Linked DNA regions of Homo sapiens: region 2 is linked to region 1. A link is a loop called in an ENCODE intact Hi-C map of the cell type or tissue named here. Cell type or tissue: B cell. All regions are shown on one strand. Links, peaks and the distances in the headings refer to the core of each region. The heading gives the core; the rest is flanking DNA. Region 1 holds the start of SNORA119 (small nucleolar RNA, H/ACA box 119). Region 2 overlaps DBNDD1 (dysbindin domain containing 1).

What was found. Peaks named below come from ENCODE experiments on the same cell type or tissue, not always from the same donor. Only the 100,000 strongest peaks of a DNase experiment are listed, where the experiment ranks them.
Region 2: a loop joins it to region 1, with 4 times the contacts of the local background. A loop is called at or near these places in 5 of 110 quality-filtered maps.

What each region holds. Positions count from the first base shown.
Region 1 is chr16:89,949,169-89,958,523 of GRCh38, forward strand. DEF8 (differentially expressed in FDCP 8 homolog) reads left to right here. Exons shown (of 13, transcript NM_001242818.2): 2 at 249-345; 3 at 5,075-5,208; 4 at 6,001-6,098; 5 at 8,343-8,492. The coding sequence starts at 5,085. It overlaps SNORA119 (small nucleolar RNA, H/ACA box 119), which reads left to right and starts at 4,209; the gene lies at 4,209-4,352. RefSeq lists an enhancer at 4,655-4,944. In B cell, for the core only: no CTCF peak of the experiment used is centred there; DNase peaks (open chromatin) are centred at 4,943 and 7,623; H3K4me3 peaks cover 1,880 bases; H3K27ac peaks cover 1,827 bases.
Region 2 is chr16:90,004,192-90,013,546 of GRCh38, forward strand. It overlaps DBNDD1 (dysbindin domain containing 1), which reads right to left. Exons shown (of 4, transcript NM_001042610.3): 2 at 5,093-5,239; 3 at 4,593-4,733; 4 at 680-2,301. The coding sequence ends at 2,144. Among named protein-coding and RNA genes, the nearest start is that of DBNDD1, 11 kb to the right of the region's middle. RefSeq lists an enhancer at 3,401-3,570. In B cell, for the core only: no CTCF peak of the experiment used is centred there; DNase peaks (open chromatin) are centred at 2,487, 3,610, 4,740, 6,917 and 1 weaker place; H3K4me3 peaks cover 1,220 bases; H3K27ac peaks cover 1,212 bases.

The sequences.
Region 1 (9,355 bases), core at 968-8,967:
TCGGCCGCCCCACCCCGGGGACGCCGCCGCTGCTCCGGCGTCCACACCAGCTGCGTGCGGAGCACCCGGGCGGCTCAGGGGACCCGCGTGGCCGTGCCCCCGCCCTGGGCTGCTCCGAGCCTCAGTTTCCCCCTCGGTGGAACGGGTGGGTGGGAGAGACCTGCCCCCGAGGAGCCCGGGAGACCGGGCGAGCTCCCGCGGGTGTGGTGGGTGGGGAGGCACAGTGCTGGGGTGGCTTCTCCCTGCAGCAGGTGCCGAACCCACGGCCAGGCTTCCGTGGCCAGCAGCCCTAGAGGAATGGCCATCCTGTCCCTGCGAGCCCCTGGGCCCTGGCAGGCGATGCAGGTATGGGCAGACAGGACGCTGTTGACTCCGCACACCGGGGTGACTTCTCAGGTTCTCGGGGTGGCAGCTGCAGTGATGACACCGCTTCCTGGTGGTCACGCCGCGGGCAGGACGCGGGAGGCCAGGTCCGTGCATCCCGCGTGTCCTGAGCTTCGGCCCAGGGTCCCTCCGTGCCCCGGAACCCCGCCGGCTTTCTTCGGCTTCCTTTCATTGCTAAGTTGTGGGGTCCTCCCCGATGAGAGCAGTGGGCTCTAGAGGAGGGGCAGGGGGTGGCCAGACCTCTTGCTTTCACTCTTCCACTTCCTGCCCGCTCCTTTCTGAGGCCAAGTCCCACATCTGGGTGCAGAACTGGTGGGGTGAGCCTGGTGAGAGGGGCAGGCTGGCGTTCTGCTCAGAGTCGGCCACTGTGGCCGGCATCCCCAGGTCTGTGTGAGCAGAAGCTAAGGCTGCGAGGCCAGCGGCCTCCCCTCATTCATCCCCTGCCCGTGCGCCAGGCCTGGGGCTGGCACTGACTGTCAGTAAATAGGCAAATAAAAGATGCCTTTTTTCACAGCCCGGAGGAGAGCTGGTAGCCTAGAGTACAGCTGCTGGGCAGAACGGAGGTGTCCCTGCCAGCGTGCCTTCCTTGACGCTCCTCTGGCCATGTTTTAAACACCAGGAGGTTTCCAGCGGCTTCCCCAGGCGTAGCTCCTGCACCTTTTTCCTGGGCTGGTCACCATATGTGATGACAGTGCCAGTCTGTTCTGAGCAGCTCTGGGCTCCTGGCTTCACTGACATCATAAACAAGTCCTTAGCCCTTCCATCCACCCCAGAAAGTAGGTGTTCCCCCTGATTTATAGGCAAGACAATGGAGAACCAGAGTCTAAATCAGGGCTGATTTTTTTTTTTTTTTTGAGATGGAGTTTTGCTGTGTTGCCTAGGCTGGAGTGCAGTGGCACAATCTCGGCTCACTGCAACCTCCACCTCCCGTGTTCAAGTGATTCTCCTGCCTCAGCTTCCCAAGTAGCTGGATTACAGGCATGCACCACCATGCCCAGCTAATTTGTTTGTGTTTTTAGTACAGACGGGGTTTCACCATGTTGGTCAGGCTGGTTTGAACTCTTGACCTCAAATGATCCACCCGCCTCAGCCTCCCAAAGTGAGCCACCACACACCGGCCATGATTCTTAAAAATAACAGTAATAGGCCAGGCATGGTAGCTCACACCTATAATCCCAGCAATTTGGGAGGCAGAGGCAGGAGGGTTGCTTGAAGCCAGGAGTTTGAGACCAGCCTGGGCATCAGAGTGAGACTCCGTCTCTACAAAAAGTTAAAAAAAATTAGCTGAGTGTGGTGGCACACACTGGAGTTCCAGCTACTTGGGAGGCTAATATGGGAGGACCCCTTCAGCCCAGGAGTTTGAGGCTGCAGTGAGCTGTGATCGCACCACTGCACTCCAGCTCGGGTGACAGAGCAACACCCTGTCTCAAAAAAAAGTAATAATGATAAATTATAATCAATATTTATTGGGTGCTTACTATGTGCCGGCCAGTGTTCTCTGAACTTAGTATTAACTACTTTAATCTTGACAATAACCCTGTATGGTACTATTGTAATCCCCATTTGAGACATGGGAGAATGGAGGCAGAGAAACGTTTATCCACTTACCCAAGGTCACACAGCTAGGAGCTAGCAGAGTTGGGATTCAAGCTGGACGTGTCTGTCTTGTTACCATGAAACTATTGGGATCATCAGTCAGAATCTTTTCTTTTTTTTTTTTCTGAGATGGAGTCTCACTCTGTCACCCAAGCTGGAGTGCAGTGGCTCAATCTCGGCTCACCTCCTGGGTTCAAGCGATTCTCCTGCCTCAGCCTCCCAAGTAGCTGGGATTACAGATGCCCACCACCACGCCCGGCTAATTTTTGTATTTTTGGTAGAGACGGGGTTTCACCAGGTTGGCCAGGCTGGTCTCGAACTGCTCACCTCAGGTGATCAGCCCACTTCTGCTTCCCAAAGTGCTGGGATTACAGGCGTGAGCCACCGAGCTGGGTCTTTCAGTCAGAATCTACTTTGGCCGCAAGAGACAAAAACCTCCCCTATAACACTGGTGGGAATATCGTATTTCTCTCACTTGAATGAAGTCTGGCTGTGAGCAGCTTAGGGCTCAGGTGCAGTCCCCTGCAATCACGTCACTCTCCCCAGTGTGGCTATTCCAGCTGCAGCCTTTACATCTGCATTCCAGGCAGCAGGAGGCAGGGATGGCTGAAGAGGGGCAGCCCCTACCTTTAAGGACAATTCTCAGAAGTCTTTTCTTTTTTCTCATATGTATGTATACACACACACACATATATATGTATATACACACACATACATATTTATGTAAAAAAGATTTTTTTTTTTTTTGATATGGAGTCTCGCTCTGTTGCCCAGGCTGGAGTGCAGTGGTGCGTTCTCGGCTCACTGCAAGCTCCGCTTCCTGGGTTCACGCTATTCTGCTGCCTCAGCCTCCCGAGTAGCTGGGGCTACAGGCGCCTGCCACCACACCTGGCTAATTTTTTGTATTTCTAGTAGAGACAGGGTTTCAATGTGTTAGCCAGGATGGTTTCGATCTCCTGACCTGGTGATCCGCCCGCCTCGGCCTCCCAATGTGCTGGGATTACAGGCGTGAGCCACGGCGCCCAGCCCATATTTGTATAAAATTTAATAGAGATAGGGCCTCATTGCATTGGGCCTGGCCGGATGCCGTCCTCCTGCCTTGGCCTTCCAGAGTGCTGGGATTATAGGTGTGAGCTACCACGCCCGGCCCATTACTGTTGTTTTCAGATAGCCCTGATTTAGTCTCTGGTTCTCCCTTTTCTTGCCTATAAATCAGGGAGAACACGTACTTCCTGGGGTGGATGGAAGGGCTAAGCACTTGGGTATGTCAGTGAAGCCAGGAGCCCAGAGCTGCTCAGATCTGCCTGATCTTCTCAAGCCGAGGGGGTCAGAACAGTCACTTTACCAGGTCTAGCTGCTGGGGAGGCTGGGAAATTATGTGACAAACAAAAATGAGGCTCCTCATTCAGGAAGAAGGAGGAGTGATGTTGGGATGGCCTGATTTCTCCTGTGTCCTGGGTGCTCCCTGGGAGACTGGGGAGGTGCTGGCATCGGGTGGCCGCCTCTGACTCTGTGACCCACCCACAGTCATCAGGTAATAAGAGAAGGAGGTGGGACTGGGGCCCACTCACGTTCCCTGTGTCTTCCCCGTGCCTCCCTGTTGGGGTCCACGGGCAGCCTGTCCATGGGTGCTTTGTCCTTTCAGGCTGGCGTGCAGGTGCCCAACCCACACTCCTGCCCCACAGGCACAACAGGCAGGACAGGCCCCATAGGTGGTGTGGAGTCTTGCCCAGTTGCAGGGCAGCCATGTGGGGTTGGGGTGGCCTCCTTATCCCACTGCCAGTGAGGCAATTAGTTCAAATCCCAGTTCTTCCAGGCCACAGTGTGACCCTGAGCAGGGCCGTCCCCTCTGGGCTCAGCTCTCTTTCTTTTGGGAGAAGAGACAGAGGATAAATCATAGGATTGATTATTATAATTGTGAATTATTTCAGACTGTAGCAGGTGTAGTGAAAGCATAACTAACACTGTAGCAGGTGTAGTGAAAGCATAACTAACACTGTTGCAGTTACTGAACAACTTTAAAAAGACATCTCCGACTTTCTATAACATCAACAGACCTTACAGCGAGCTTACTTTGTGCTCAGTCTCTGTTAACTCATTTCACCCTCACAATGGCCCATTACGGATGGGGAAATGGAGGCAGAGAGGCTAAGGAATGTGGCCCAGGAAGTTAAGTGGGAGGGCTGGATGCCAACTGCCTCTACTCCCACCCCAACCAAAGTCCCTTCCTCCCTGCCAGGAGCCATCAGCCCTGTGTGTTCTGCAGTGTTCTGAGCCTCCGGGTGGGGAAAGAGCAATTCTTGATCCTGAGCTTCTGCCACGTGGAGAACTAGGCCCTTCCGGCCTGTTTCCTGGGTTCCTGAGGCACAGAGCCGTGGGCCTGGTTCAGGTCGTGTTGCTCATCACAGGATCAGAACCCAGGCCAGAGAGCCTGGATGCATTTGTAGGGGGCTTCTCTGTGTGCTGGCAGGGAATCCTCCCAAGATCCCCTGCTCCTGGGCATGGGGAAGGTGGGCCCTGCTCACTCACCTGTGGCAGAGCAGGAATGGGCCCTGGAACTGTCCCCAAGTGTCCAACCCTAAGTCCTGAGACAGGGGCTGTGGTTTCAGGGTGCTCTGACAAGAAAGCACCTTTGCTTGGGGCCCAGGAAGGAGGAACCCATTTCTGAGAGGTGTGTCTCACATAGCAGGTGGATAGCAAGCTAGAGCGGGGCTGAGTGAGTATCTGGGGCTGAGGCCCAGAGAGGATCCCATAGGTAGCTCTAGGGCTGGAGCTCTGCAACATTGGGCAAGAGGACCCTGTGCTGGGAGGCAGGGAGCTTGGGCCCCTCAGATGGGCCACGTGCCCTCGTGGGACCCTCATTGTCACCGTGAGCTCTTTCCAAGGGGACGCCACCAGTGGGGGCCTGGGCAGGAGGCAGCTGAGGTGTTTCAGGAAAAGGCTGAAGATCAAGGCTGTGGTGTGAGGACTACCCACTTTAGGGAAGTGAAAGAGGCCAGCCTCACCCCAGACACCCCAGTGTGGTTGGGGAAAGGGGGTGGTCCGTGGTGAGCCTGGTACCTGGGGACTCATCCTGGCCCTGCCTGGCCCTCAGGTGGGATGCTATGGAATATGATGAGAAGCTGGCCCGTTTCCGGCAGGCCCACCTCAACCCCTTCAACAAGCAGTCTGGGCCGAGACAGCATGAGCAGGGCCCTGGGGAGGAGGTCCCGGACGTCACTCCTGAAGGTGGGTGCTGGTGGGAGTCAGGGTGGGAGCTGGGCAGGTCTCTGACTGCTTACGTGGACCCCTCCTTTCTTCCTGCCGCGTCCTGCGCAGCCCTGGCTTTCCCACGGAGCCGGCACCTGCTGGCTGTGTTCTTTTTCCCATCTCTTCTGTGGTCGTGTGGTTTGTTTCTGTGTCCCCACTAGAATTCACATTCCTGAGGGCAAGATTTGTGCCTGACCCATCACTGCTGCATCCTAGGGCCCAGCACATAGTAGGTGCTCAGGGAACACTTGCTGAGTGCGGTCAGCGCTGAGACCTGGTAAGGGAGAGGTTAGCCGAGGGAACGTGCTCTGGGCGTCAGGGTGGCATGAGCTTTAGAAACTGCAGATGAGGTCATCAGGGAGTGCTTGGAGCGGGGCAGCTGCAGAGACGGCCTGGAGTCGACACTGGGGTTCGTGGATTTTGCTGTGTAGCCATGCAGTGGTTTTTCTCTCGCCCCCGTGGTCACGCATGAGGTGTCCACCTTAGAAATGGGATGTCTCTATAATGCTGTCTTGAGGACTTTTGGCACCGAGTGTCATTCCACCTCCTCATTTTGAGTGGCTCTTTCCTGTCTACACAAGGCTGTGGGCTCCTCTGTGAATGCAGACTGGACGGTGTGCAGATCTGAGTGGTGCCCAGCTCTCACGGTGCCTCCTTTCTGTGCGGCTTCCTGAATCCCTTTCCCACTCCTGGCTATCTCAGCTCCTCCCTAGGGGATGGGAGGCAGGAGGTAGCAGCTGACGCTCCACACCTGTCCCCGTCTTCCTCCAGAGGCCCTGCCTGAGCTGCCCCCTGGGGAGCCGGAATTCCGCTGCCCTGAACGCGTGATGGATCTCGGCCTGTCTGAGGACCACTTCTCCCGCCCTGTGGTAAGGTTTTAGATCTCGGAGGGGAGAGGGACTGAGGGAACCCCCAAGGCAGGAAGGGCCAGGGTTTCCTTGTCACTCCCTCCCAGGTGGCAGGGCAGTGTCCTGTGAGCTGGGGTACAGTCTCACTCCATTGTCAGGCTCAGCAGCCCCCACCTCAGCCAGGGCTCCTGGCTTCGAATCTGAGGCCTGCATGACACCACAGACCCCCACCCTCAGAGCCTGAGTGAAGGCAGGTGGAGAGAGCCTGGGATTGGGGTTCATGAACCTGGGGCTGCTTCTGTCCCCTGAGCTCCATGTCTTCATGAAGCAAATGTGCAGAGAATAGATTCCCTCTGGGGTCCTTGAGGTCCTGTACACTTGCCGAGAGTCAGGGTGTGGGAGGCAAGGGGAAGCCCCTTGTCTGCCTCGTACTGACCAGTCGGTATTACAGGGCCACTCTTGTTTGTTCCGTGTTTTGTTCCATGGAAGCCTTGTGTTGAAGAAGAAAAGGGGGAGGATATAATGATTTTTTTAAAAAAGTTTGAGGCCGGGCGCGGTGGCTCACGCCTGTAATCCCAGCACTTTGGGAGGCTGAGGCGGGCGGATCACGAGGTCAGGAGATGGAGACCATCCTGGCTAACACGGTGAAACCCCGTCTCTACTAAAAAATGCAAAAAATCAGCCGGGCGTGGTGGCACATGCCTGTAGTCCCAGCTACTCGGGAGGCTGAGGTAGGAGAATGATGTGAACCTAGGAGGCAGAGTTTGCAGTGAGCCGAGACTGCGCCACTGCACTCCAGCCTGGGTGACAGAGTGAGACTCCGTCTCAAAGAAAAAAAAAGTTTGAAAACCTTTTATTTTTATGCAAACCATCTCCAACTTTTGAGGGAAACATTACGGCAACATTCAAATGTAACTTTGAAAGGATTTGGGCCAGACGTGGTGGCTCACGCCTGTAATCCAGCACTTTGGGAGGCCGAGGCGGGCGGATCGTGAGGTCAGGAGTTCGAGACCAGCCTGACCAACATGCTGAAACCCCGTCTCTACTAAAAATACAAAAAAAAATTTAGCCGGGCATAGTGGAGCGCCCCTGTAGTCCCAGCTACTCAGGAGGCTGAGGCAGGAGAATCGCTTGAACCCGGGAGGTGGAGGTTGCAGTGAGCCGAGATCGTGCCGCTGCACTCCAGCCTGGGCGACAGAGACTCCGTCTGAAAAAAAAAAAAAGAGGGAGAGACTTCATATATTTGTTTCGTATCTTATTTTTTTTCCTTTTTCTTGAGATAAGGTCTCGCTCTGTTGCCCCCGCTGTGAAGTGCAGTGGCGCAATCATGGCTCACTGCAGCCTCGACCTCCTGAGCCCAAGCGATCCTCCCACCTCAGCTTCCTGATTAGCTGAGACTACAGGTGTGCACTACAATGCTCAGATAATTTTTCATTTTTTTTTTATAGACACGGGGTCTCGCTCTGTTGCCCAGGCTAGTCTAAAGCTCCTGAGCTCAAGTGATCCACCCACCTCGGCCTCCCAAAGTGCTAGCATTATAGGTGTGACCCACTGCACTCAGCTTGTTTTGTATATTACAACATTTTGAGCACTTCCTTTGGGCCACAGGCTGAGCTGCAAGGGGGAGGGGAGGGTGCCACCTCCCCTTTGCCTGGGTCTCAGAGCCCAGCAGCCTGGAGGAGGAGGATGGCTCCTGAGGGCGGGGTCCAGGCTCCCCAGCACTGAGACCTGATCCTGTCTTCCCCGGGATCCCCAGAGTGTTCTGAGTCTGGGGCCTTGCTGGGCCGTGAGCCCCCTGGTCGCTATGTGGCGAAAGCAACCAGAAGTGCTGGGGCTGGCTCTCGGCATGTGCTTGGGCTTGGCAGTCAAGCTCGAGGCCACTTACTGTCCTTCATGACAGCAAATGTCCTTTCCCTAGCTTTCCTCCAAGAGGAAGCTCTTCAGAAGGAAGTGAAGTGACATAACAAAAAAGCATCTGGATTTCTCAAAGAAGGAAGTTGTCTTTTGAAAAGCAACTTTCAAACATTAGGTTTTCAGAGGTCTGTGGGCAGGCAGGTCAGGCTAGGAGCACGCAGCACCGGGTGGACCTTGACCGTGCTGCCACCTTTCCTGCCCTGGAGCAAGTCCTCGGTGCCCTCTGGGTTGAGTTTCCTTCTCTGGGTGAGGGGTGTCGGGGTCTGCTCTGGGCCTGTCTCGGCGGATGGGCCTTAACAGGGAGCTCCTGCAGGATGGGCCTTTGACTGCCCCCGCCCCCAACCTGGGCAGGGTCTGTTCCTGGCCTCTGACGTCCAGCAGCTGCGGCAGGCGATCGAGGAGTGCAAGCAGGTGATTCTGGAGCTGCCCGAGCAGTCGGAGAAGCAGAAGGATGCCGTGGTGCGACTCATCCACCTCCGGCTGAAGCTCCAGGAGCTGAAGGTGGGTGTGGGGCCGCCCCGCCGTGGGGCAGCCTGGGGCCGAGGCCAGAACTGTGGAACTAGGAGGACCCTGCCAGCCTCTGGCTCTCTCTCAGGCGGTGGTCTCTCTCTCGGCCTCAGGGGCTGAGGTAGAAGGGCACGAGACAGGCAGGGTGGAAGACGGGCCCTCACCCCACTGCGGGAGGTTTCCCTATTAGCCTAGACCCTCCTGTTGCAAGGAACAGAAACTCAACCCTGAGTAGCTTAAGCCAAAAAGAAAAATGTATTTGCTTGGTGACTGGAAGATCCTCCAGTGTCAGGAATCTTGCTCTCTTCCAACTCGACTTCCTGTGTCTGATCCAGCCTCAGGCAGGCCTTCCCTGTGCGGTGGCAGAGACGGTCCCGGCAACCACATCTTGCTTTCCAGGAGCTGAGCCTCCCTGTGCAGATGACAGCTGCCTTTTCACAGTGGTTATAGCAGGAACCTCAGGCCTGACTTTCATTGGCCAGTCCTGACCGGATGACAGTGGCTGACTGGCCAGTTCTGGGTCATGTGCCCACCCCTGACCCAATGACAGTGGCCGATTGGCTAGTTCTGGGCTGTGTGCCCGCCCACTGACCCAATGACGGTGGCCGATTGGCTAGTTCTGGGCTGTGTGCCCACCCACTGAAGCAAGCGGGTGGGCTAAGTAAGTTCCTCCCTGAGTGAGCCACATGGACAAGGACGGGTGGTGTCTTGAAGGTGACAACAAAAGAAGGTGGTGGGTCCCAGGCCACAGATGTTCCTGATGCAGTCCTTGGGTCTGTGTGTGCTTTGGCCTGGCTGCCCTGTGTCCCCTGTGCTGATTCAGGTATCCCTGGGAATGTAGAAAGTAGAATATTCAT
Region 2 (9,355 bases), core at 677-8,676, 55 kb after region 1:
ACGTGCACGTGGGGTGGGACTTCTGTGACTCCCTCCCCTGGCCCGGGCCACCTTTACGTGCACGTGGGGTGGGACTTCTGTGACTCCCTCCCCTGGCCCGGGCCACCTTTACGTGCACGTGGGGCGGGACTTCTGTGACTCCCTCCCCTGGCCCGGGCCACCTTTACGTGCACGTGGGGCGGGACTTCTGTGACTCCCTCCCCTGGCCCGGGCCACCTTTACGTGCACGTGGGGCGGGACTTCTGTGACTCCCTCCCCTGGCCCGGGCTACCTTTACGTGCACGTGGGGTGGGACTTCTGTAACTCCCTCCCCTGGCCCAGGCCACCTTTACGTGCAACGTGGGGCGGGACTTCTGTGACTCCCTCCCCCAGCCTGGGCTACCTTTACATGCACGTGGGGTGGGACTTCTGTGACTCCCTCCCCCAGCCTGGGCTACCTTTACGTGCACGTGGGGCGGGACTTTCACTTCTTTAATGATTCCTTCTGTTGTGTGACTTTGGGACTGGAAATCCAGGTCACTCATCCCCCACATGTGACCCAAGTGAGCACAGCAGAGCCCTCAGGCTGCTGCAGCTGGAGAATGGTCCGGGCACGGAGCCCAGGGCAGCTCAGCTCACAACCCCTCAGCAGGCACCTCGTTCACTCTGCTATTGGAAAGGAAGAGACTGTGGCCAGGCCTTCGAATGCGCAGTGATGCTTTAATCCCCCTGTTTGCAAACGAGCTCTGTGGAAGCTCAGCAGGAAGGATGGAAAGATGGGGAGGAAGACCCTGGCGGGTGGAAGTGTGGCCAGGGACACAAGGCTGCCCTTATGGGACTGAAAGAGAAAGCTGCTGGGCTCTGTGTGACTGGAAACCAGGGAAGGAGACCTGGCTGAGGCAGGAACTGGGTTTGCCAGCAGTGCGGAGGGGCAGCGGGTGGCTCAGAAGTGGGAGCAGGTACACAGAAGGAGCTCAGGGCATGCCTGGGGCATCTCCAAAGCTCTGCTGAGAGTGAAGGCCAGGAGCCTGTTTTCCTTCCCCAGAAGTGTGCTCATGGGAAATGGGGCAGGGGGCAGGCTGGCTTGGGGATGGAAAGTAAGCTTACACTTTGATATTAAACTCATTCTTTGACTTGCTGTCAGGCAAGAAGCCCATTCTGTGAGCTTCAGCATATAAGCATTGGGAGGGTGTGAGCTGGGGCTCCCAGACACCCCCAGAGCAGAGGGAGCAGGGCCTGTCAGCCTCCTCTGCTGCTCCTGGACAGAGACCCACGGGGTCCCATGGGCTCCAAACCTGCCCAGCAAGTTTAAGGGCCGTGGGCAGGCCTTGTAGCCGGGCAATGGGATGTGAGCAGAAACGAGAATGTGGCCTAGCAGTGGGTGCAGGACAAGGAGAGGTGAACCCCACCCCGAGAGCATTCCGGGAGGTGTCATCAAGTCTCTTAGGCAGTCTGGTGATATTTGGTGTTCTGAGCTAAGGAGGGAATGGACTTGTCTGTCACGCAGGGGCCAAGAGAAGCAGGTGCAGGTCTTAGAGCTGAGCCTTGGGGAGGGGACCCTAGTGAGACAGCGCCTCCGTGGAGTAGAAGAAGGGGCAGGATGGAAATCAAGGTGGGAATTTTGGGGCCGCTTCTCCATGTGTGCTTTGCTGGACAGCACATTGTCCCATTAGCCACTACCAAACCCGCCTCTGGCTTCTGAGCTTGGCAGCACAGGAAAACGCGGAGGTTGGAGCACCCCCAGGAGTTCCTGGAGTGGCTGTCACAGGCCTGGGTCCCCTTCACCCCAAGGCCGCCGTGGGCCACTCCATTCCTCAGCACGTTCCTGGCAGTGACTCCGTGACGCTGTCTTCCTGACTCGGGGCCCAGGAACGAGCTGGACGTAAGGCCACTGGGCTGTGCTTGTGCTGGGGCTCCCAGAGGCATCCGGGGGCCCCGTGTGTCCCCCAGGAAAGCCGGCTGGTCTCCAAGTGAGGCGAAGACCCGTGCCCAGCAGACAAGGCCGGTCTCGGGGCTGGCAGAGAGCTGCCCCCAGGGTGTGTGTCAGGAGGTGACGGCTGGAGCCTCGTGGGCGGGTGAAGTGTGTCTGCTGGGTCAGCACTGCCCAGATCTGCCATCGTGTTCGGACCCCATCCCTGCAGGAGCTGGGGCAGGTGGAGATGGTCTAGTCCTCCTGGGGCCTCTCCACAGTGAGAAACGTGTCCAGGACTGTGGCCTGCCGCTCGGGGTCGCCTAGGGGCTGCTTCTCGTGGCTCTGCTCAGCCCTTGTCCTCGTCCAGGAAGGGGAGCGCAGGTAGCCGGCCCGGGGCAGCGGGTGCAGACCTAGGGGCATGCGGGAAGGGGAACTCGGTGTGGCTGAGAGGCCTGGGTGGATGCTGCGGAGCTCCAGGTGCCGCCGGCCTCCTGCGCCACTCCTGCCAATGCTCTGCACCAGCCCCCTGCACCAGGCATGCACACATCTACCTCTAACGGGAGGCCCCCACCACACACTGGCCCCACCAGAGAGGTGGATGTTGTGGTCTGGGTGGGGCCTGGGCAGGGTCTTTTCTGGTGCTCCCCGGAGTCACTGTATAGTCTAGGCTGAGCCTCTCCTGTTTGGTCATTAAGTGACCCTGGTGGGGCCTCCCTAAACTGTTCCCCCCGCAGGTGTCCCACCTCAGCCAACCACCCTCCATGAGCCCTGCAGGCCTCTTGGAGCCTCTGCCCCATCATGGGCCTTGTGTGTCCCCGGCCTCTTGGAGCCTCTGCCCCATCATGGGCCTTGTGTGTCCCCGGCCTCTTGGAGCCTCTGCCCCATCATGGGCCTTGTGAGTCCCCGGTGCAGGCTCTGTGGGGCTGGGGATTCGGGTGGGCTGGAGTCTGAGCCCCTCACTCCACCTCCCCAGCCACAACAGCCATGCCTGGGCTCACGGGCTGGGTGGGAAGGGTTGCCGCCAACATGGAGCTGGTGGGAACTGGCCAGGGTCAGGCAATGGCCTTGTCCTGGAGGTGAGCTGGGGGCTGACTCATGAGGCCCCATTCCCTCCCAGACACCTGGGGCTGCAGCAGCCTGGGACACACAGGCCGACACCCCTTCCTGACAACTCCAGGAACCATGGGAGCAGCTGGCCACCGGCAGGAGTCACAGTGGGGCTGGTCCTTTTAATGAGGTCCTGAGTGGCCTGGGGGGTTGGGAAGCAGAGGCTGGGCCAAACTGTCCCATGCGGAGAAGGCTCGGCCCTGATGCTCTCACAGTTACTGAAGTTCACACAGGTCACGTCAGTGTCCTTCACTGGTCACTGTCAGAGACTGAGGACGCGCTGTCGCATCCTCATGAGTCCTGTGCTCTCGTCACGGCTTAGGAAGGAGACACGACAATGGCCGTGCTGGGGGCCCTGCTCGGCAGTGTGAGGACACTGGAGCTGCCTTCAGGCCAATGGCAACGCTCCCGTGGGAATCAGAGGAAGTTAAGTGAGCTGAGGAGGGGCCCGGGCTGGTGACCACCCCCACCTTTCGTTCTTGGCCCATTTTATGATGAAAATTCACATTCATTAAATTCTGCTTTTGAGGGGACAGTGGCTTTAGCCGTCTGTTGCTCACTTGAAAAGTAAAGTTTTAAGCAGCTGTGACGGGGAAGTTGCTTCAAGTTGGGCAGATAGCAGCGTGGTGAAATGAAGTGCTGAGGGATTCTTGCTAAAACACACGCACACCTCCCAGGACTTCCCAAGGGGCCTCAGCCCACCACCCACACCTCCCAGGACGTCCCAAGGGGCCTCACCCCCCAAACACACCTCCCAGGACTTCCCAAGGGGCCTCACCCCCCAAACACACCTCCCAGGACGTCCCAAGGGGCCTCACCCCCCAAACACACCTCCCAGGACGTCCCAAGGGGCCTCAGCCCACCACACACACCTCCCAGGACGTCCCAAGGGGCCTCAGCCCACCACACACACCTCCCAGGACGTCCCAAGGGGCCTCAGCCCACCACGCACACCTCCCAGGACGTCCCAAGGGGCCTCAGCCCACCACCCACACCTCCCAGGATGTCCCAAGGGGCCTCACCCCCCAAACACACCTCCCAGGACTTCCCAAGGGGCCTCAGCCCACCACCCACACCTCCCAGGACGTCCCAAGGGGCCTCACCCCCCAAACACACCTCCCAGGACTTCCCAAGGGGCCTCAGCCCACCACGCACACCTCCCAGGACTTCCCAAGGGGCCTCAGCCCACCACCCACACCTCCCAGGACGTCCCAAGGGGCCTCAGCCCACCACCCACACCTCCCAGGATGTCCCAAGGGGCCTCACCCCCCAAACACACCTCCCAGGACTTCCCAAGGGGCCTCAGCCCACCACCCACACCTCCCAGGACGTCCCAAGGGGCCTCACCCCCCAAACACACCTCCCAGGACTTCCCAAGGGGCCTCAGCCCACCACGCACACCTCTCAGGACTTCCCAAGGGGCCTCAGCCCACCACCCACACCTCCCAGGACGTCCCAAGGGGCCTCACCCCCCAAACACACCTCCCAGGACGTCCCAAGGGCCCTCAGCCCACCACACACACCTCCCAGGACTTCCCAAGGGGCCTCAGCCCACCAGGCACACCTCCCAGCCCAGCCCTGATGCCGGCCTCACCTGCTGGGGACTCGGTGTTGAGGTTCTCGTCGTCCGAGTCAGCAAAGACCTCGGCCAGCTCCTGGTCCGACATGTCGGTGAGCTCAGTGAGGTCCAGGAGGTCGAAGTGGACCTCCAGAGAGGAGACGCTGCTCAGAGGCTCTGAGGGCAGAGGGGGTACAGTCAGCCCTCAGGCCCTCCCACAAGGCTGCTCAGAGCCCCGGGGGTCTAGGAGAGAGTGTGCTGTGTCCTCCCACAAGGCTGTGGGTGAACCACAGCTTCCTGCAAAGCCCACACCGGCAGGATCTGATGAGTGTTGCGTATACTCATGACTAGAAGGCTTTCACTTGACAGATGGTGCAGCTGAGGCTCAGAGAACCAGAGCTGCAAGAGCCTAGCACACAGCGCCGGACCTAGACCCCCCAGGGAGTGTTTGGACAGGAGGTGGACCCTGCTGCCTTGTCTCTTGGGGGAGCTCACGGGGTCCCCATAGCGTGCGCTGGGCAGGGAGCAGTACTTACGCCTCCTCTCCGTGACCTGCAGGAGCCCCGGTGCTGGTACTGGGATGCCCCCGACCTCCTCCTCCACAGGCGTGTGGCCATTGTCCCCTGTCCCCTGGGCTGGGACGCCCAGCGCAGCCTGCGGCACCTCAGCCTCCTTAACGATCTCTGCATCCAAAGACACAGTGTCACCTTGAGATCCACAGGGCTCCCACATCCCCCCAGGACGCGGGGCTGGGTGTGAGGACTTGGCACATCCAGTCCTTTGAAACTCTGGGCAGTGACCAGCAGGTGATGGGATGGCTGGGCTTGTGGCCTCATGCCTGGACCCAGACAAGGGGTTGAGGGGCTTCAAGGAGGCTGCTCCTTCCCCTTGGGCCCTGGCCTCCCCTAGTGAACAAGGAATCTGAGATCCAGATCACCTTTGGTACGCAAGCACCCATGAAAGCCGACCATGCAGGCGTGGAAGTCCCACCAGGGCCCGCGTGGCTGCATTCCAGTGCCGTCCTGGCCTCTGATTTCTAGCTCGGCCCAGGGTCCCCTGAAGGATCGCCCATGGATTTCCATGTCCAGCCTCTTGGTCCCCTTCAAACCAGAACAGCCCCTCTCCACTGTGGACTGACTTTTCCTTTTAAAAACTGATGTCGTATTTGAGTTCAGAATAATACATTCTCATTAAATGAAAGTTACAAACCAGGAGGAATAGGCAGGCCTGCCATTCTGTGATCCCTTAGCCACCAACCATGCCTCACAGTTGAGCAAATATTCTTCCAGGTTTCTCCCATGTTTATTTATTTTTTTTAGATGGAGTCTCGCTCTGTCACCCAGGCTGGAGTGCAGTGGTGCAATCTCGGCTCACTGCAACCTCTGCCCCTTGGGTTTGAGCGATTCTCCTGCCTCATCCCCCTGAGTAGATGGGATTACAGGCATGCACCAGCACGCCCGGCTAATTTTTGTATTTTTAGTAGAGACGGGGTTTCACCATGTTGGCCAGGCTGAACTCCTGACCTCAGGTGATCCGCCCGCCTCAGCCTCCCAAAGTGCTAGGATTACAAGGTGTGAGCCACCGAGCCTGGCCTCATTTTTTTTCACAAACGTAACTACCTTTTTTTTTTTTTTTTTTTGAGACAGAGTCTCGCTCTGTCACCAGGCTGGAGTGCAGTGGCGCGATCTCGGCTCATTGCAGTCTCCACCTCACGGGTTCAAGCGATTCTCCTGCCTCAGCCTCCTTAGTAGCTGGGACTACAGGTGCCCGCCACCACACCCAGCTAATTTTTTTTTTTTTTTTTTGTATTTTTACTCGTGATCCACCCGCCTTGGCCTCCCAAAGTGCTGAGATTATAGGCATGAGCCACCGTGCCTGGCCCAACTGTTTCTTTTATATACTTAACAATTGTTTTGTCAGATGAGAGCAGGAGGCCCCTTGGCTGCTGACCCAAAGCCGGGGACATTGGCGAGTCTTATGTCCATCCCTCCACAGATCCCCTCAGCCCCTCCTCAGCTGCTCACCCTCTCATCCAGGGCCACGCCGTCCTAGCGGCCACCTCACTTGCCTCAGGCAGCCAGTGAGTCCTGTTAGTCAGAGTCAGGCCTGTCCCTGGGTGCATGCCCCCCTTTGGCCCTAGGCCCTGTGGGTCTATCTCTCAGGGAAGAGACAAAGCGCTGGCTTCCTTCCCCCCACCCATTGCCCCTGCAGGAACCTGTTTCCAGATGGCCCTCCTTCCCTCAGCTGCTTCCTGGACCCTGCATGGCAGGGGCCTTCTGGGGACACCAGCACCTCCCACCTGAGTGGGTGCCCAGCGCACGCTTGTCAGATGGATAGGTGCCTTCCCGTTGCTGCCAGCAGCACCCTGAGGACCCTGTGGGGTATTTTTGGCAGCCCCCAGCGGTGAGCACTGATCGTAGCTGGGTGTGCTTGAAGCCGAGGGGAGCAGCTGCTGCCATGAGGCTCTTGCTGAGGGGGCTGCAGCTGGGGTTCACAGCGCCAGCAGCTGCCTGTGAGGGGTGGGCCTGTCCTCCCCCGTGGCACTAGCTGGCAGCCTAGATACTGCCAGGTGGGCCTGGAGCGTCCGTCCCGGTGCACCCCCACCCCTCCCCAGCAGAGCCAAGGGAGCTGAGGCCCGCAGGTGCCCGGCCTCCTGAGTGAGGGGCACCGGTGCAGGGCTGGGAGGTCCCCAGTGGCTTAAGAGCTGGGCAGTGTGGTTGTGGGCAGGTGGCCTGGCAGCGAGCCGAGTGTTAGGCTGTGCCTGGGGGCAGCCCTGTGGCCTGACAGTGTCCCCTCGCCCCGTCGGCCGTGTGGTCATTCTGTGTGGCCCACCTGCCTCCTGTCTGAGAAGCCGAGTGCTGTGTCATGGCATGGCCCGTTTCAGGCCTGGGGGTTGGGCGGGCTGGACGGGGCTCTCGCGGAATCTGGTTTCCACCTTTCCACTGGCATCTGGAATGAGGTTTCTGAGCATCCTAAAGGGTCAAGTTACTGGTGTCCTGGCCCACCCCCAAGCCCAGCAGGGATACCTCTCCGCCCAGAGGGCACAGGGGACAGGGGGTGAGATGTGGACTCTGTTCTAAGGCTGTGAGCAGGGGGACCTCCCGGACACCAGCAGGAAGAAGCCTGCTTGACCATTGTCCATAGCGCTGAGGGGGTGCCCAGGAGAGGGGACTCCAGGAGACCCAGCCTGGCCCTTGGGCCCTTCCTCAAGGAGAGACAGTGTAGACCAAAGCCCCAGGCCCCCGCCCACAGTGTGTTCATGTCCTGCTGGACTGTGCTGTGGTCACAATTCCAAAATGCTTCCACACAGCTCAGAGCAGTGGCCGTGGCTGCAGAGGGCGTAGCCCTGTCCTAGCCTCGAGTCTCAGGAGGGTGCTGCAGCCGGCCCTGAGGGTGCGGCAGGGGCCTCAGACCTGCCAGGTCCAGGACAGAGCAGGCGCTGTCCCTCTGGCATGGCTGACCCAGAGCCCTGAGAGCAGGTACGAGTGGGGAACCAAGGTGCAGGGATGTACGTCACCGGCCAGGAGGCCCTGCTCTCAGGATCCCCAGCTGAGGAAGGCTACAGGGGCTCTTACCTCCCCAGGTTTACAGGCCAGGCATGAACTCCATGGACACCCTTACCCCAGAGCAGCACTCTGGGGTGTAGCTGTCAGCTCCACCTCTGTCCCTCCCCGCCCCTCCTTCTGTCCTGAGGGGCACCCCCTCCTCTCCTCTCTCTTTTTTTTTTTTGAGATGGAGTTTCGTTCTTGTTGCCCAGGCTGGAGTGCAATGGCGTGATCTTGGCTCATCAAAACCTCCGCCTCCTGGGTTCAAGCGATTCTCCTGCGTCAGCCTTCCGAGTAGCTGGGATTACAGGCATGAGCCACCATGCCCAGCTAATTCTGTATTTTTAGTAGAGATGGGGTTTCTCCATGTTGGTCAGGCTGGTCTCAAACTCCTGACCTCAGGTGATCCGTCTGCCTCGGCCTCCCAAAGTGCTGGCATTACAGGCATGAGCCACCGCACCTGGCCTCTCTCTCTCAAGAGACAAGGTCTCACTGTTGCCCAGGCTGGAGTGCAGTGGTAAAACCATAGCTCACTGCAGCCTCAACCTCTTGGGCTCAAGCGATCCTCCCACTTCAGCCTCCTGAGTAGCTGGGACCACCACTCCTGGCTAATTAAAATTTTTTTGGTAGAGACAGGGTCTTGCCATGTTGCCCAGGCTGGTCTCGAACTCCTGGGTTCAAGCGATCATACACCCTGGCCTCCCACCCCCTCCTCTCTGGCAGCCCCCTAATATCAAGGAAACCTGGGGCCAGAGTAGTTCTGCAGAGAATCTCTGGGGACAGCACCCTCAGAGGCAGGTGGGGCAGGTGGTTCTGTGTTAATAATGACAGCTAGGTGTGGTGGTGCACACCTGTGTGGCAGCTACTCGGGAAGCTGAGGCAGGAGGTCCGCCTGAAACCCAGGAAGTCAAGAATGCAGTGAGCTGTGATCGTGCCATCCAGCTTGAGCAACAGAGCGAAACCTTGCCTTAAAAAAAAAAAAAAAAAAAAAGACAGTGGCTTATGGTTTTCTAGTACAGTCCCAGCATTCTGTGTTTATTGACTAACTCCATTCTCACCTCACCCTAACTCCCAGCTACATGGGGAAGACTCTGAGCTTTGTACTTGAGAGGAGGAAGCTGAGGCACAGAGCAGCTCAGCGTCTGTCCCCAGCATGCAGCACAGGGCTGGCCAGGGACGCAGCTGGAGCTCTCAGCCATCACCTGTCAGCCTGTTCCTGATCATGGCGTGGAGATGGGAACCAGGGATCCCGGT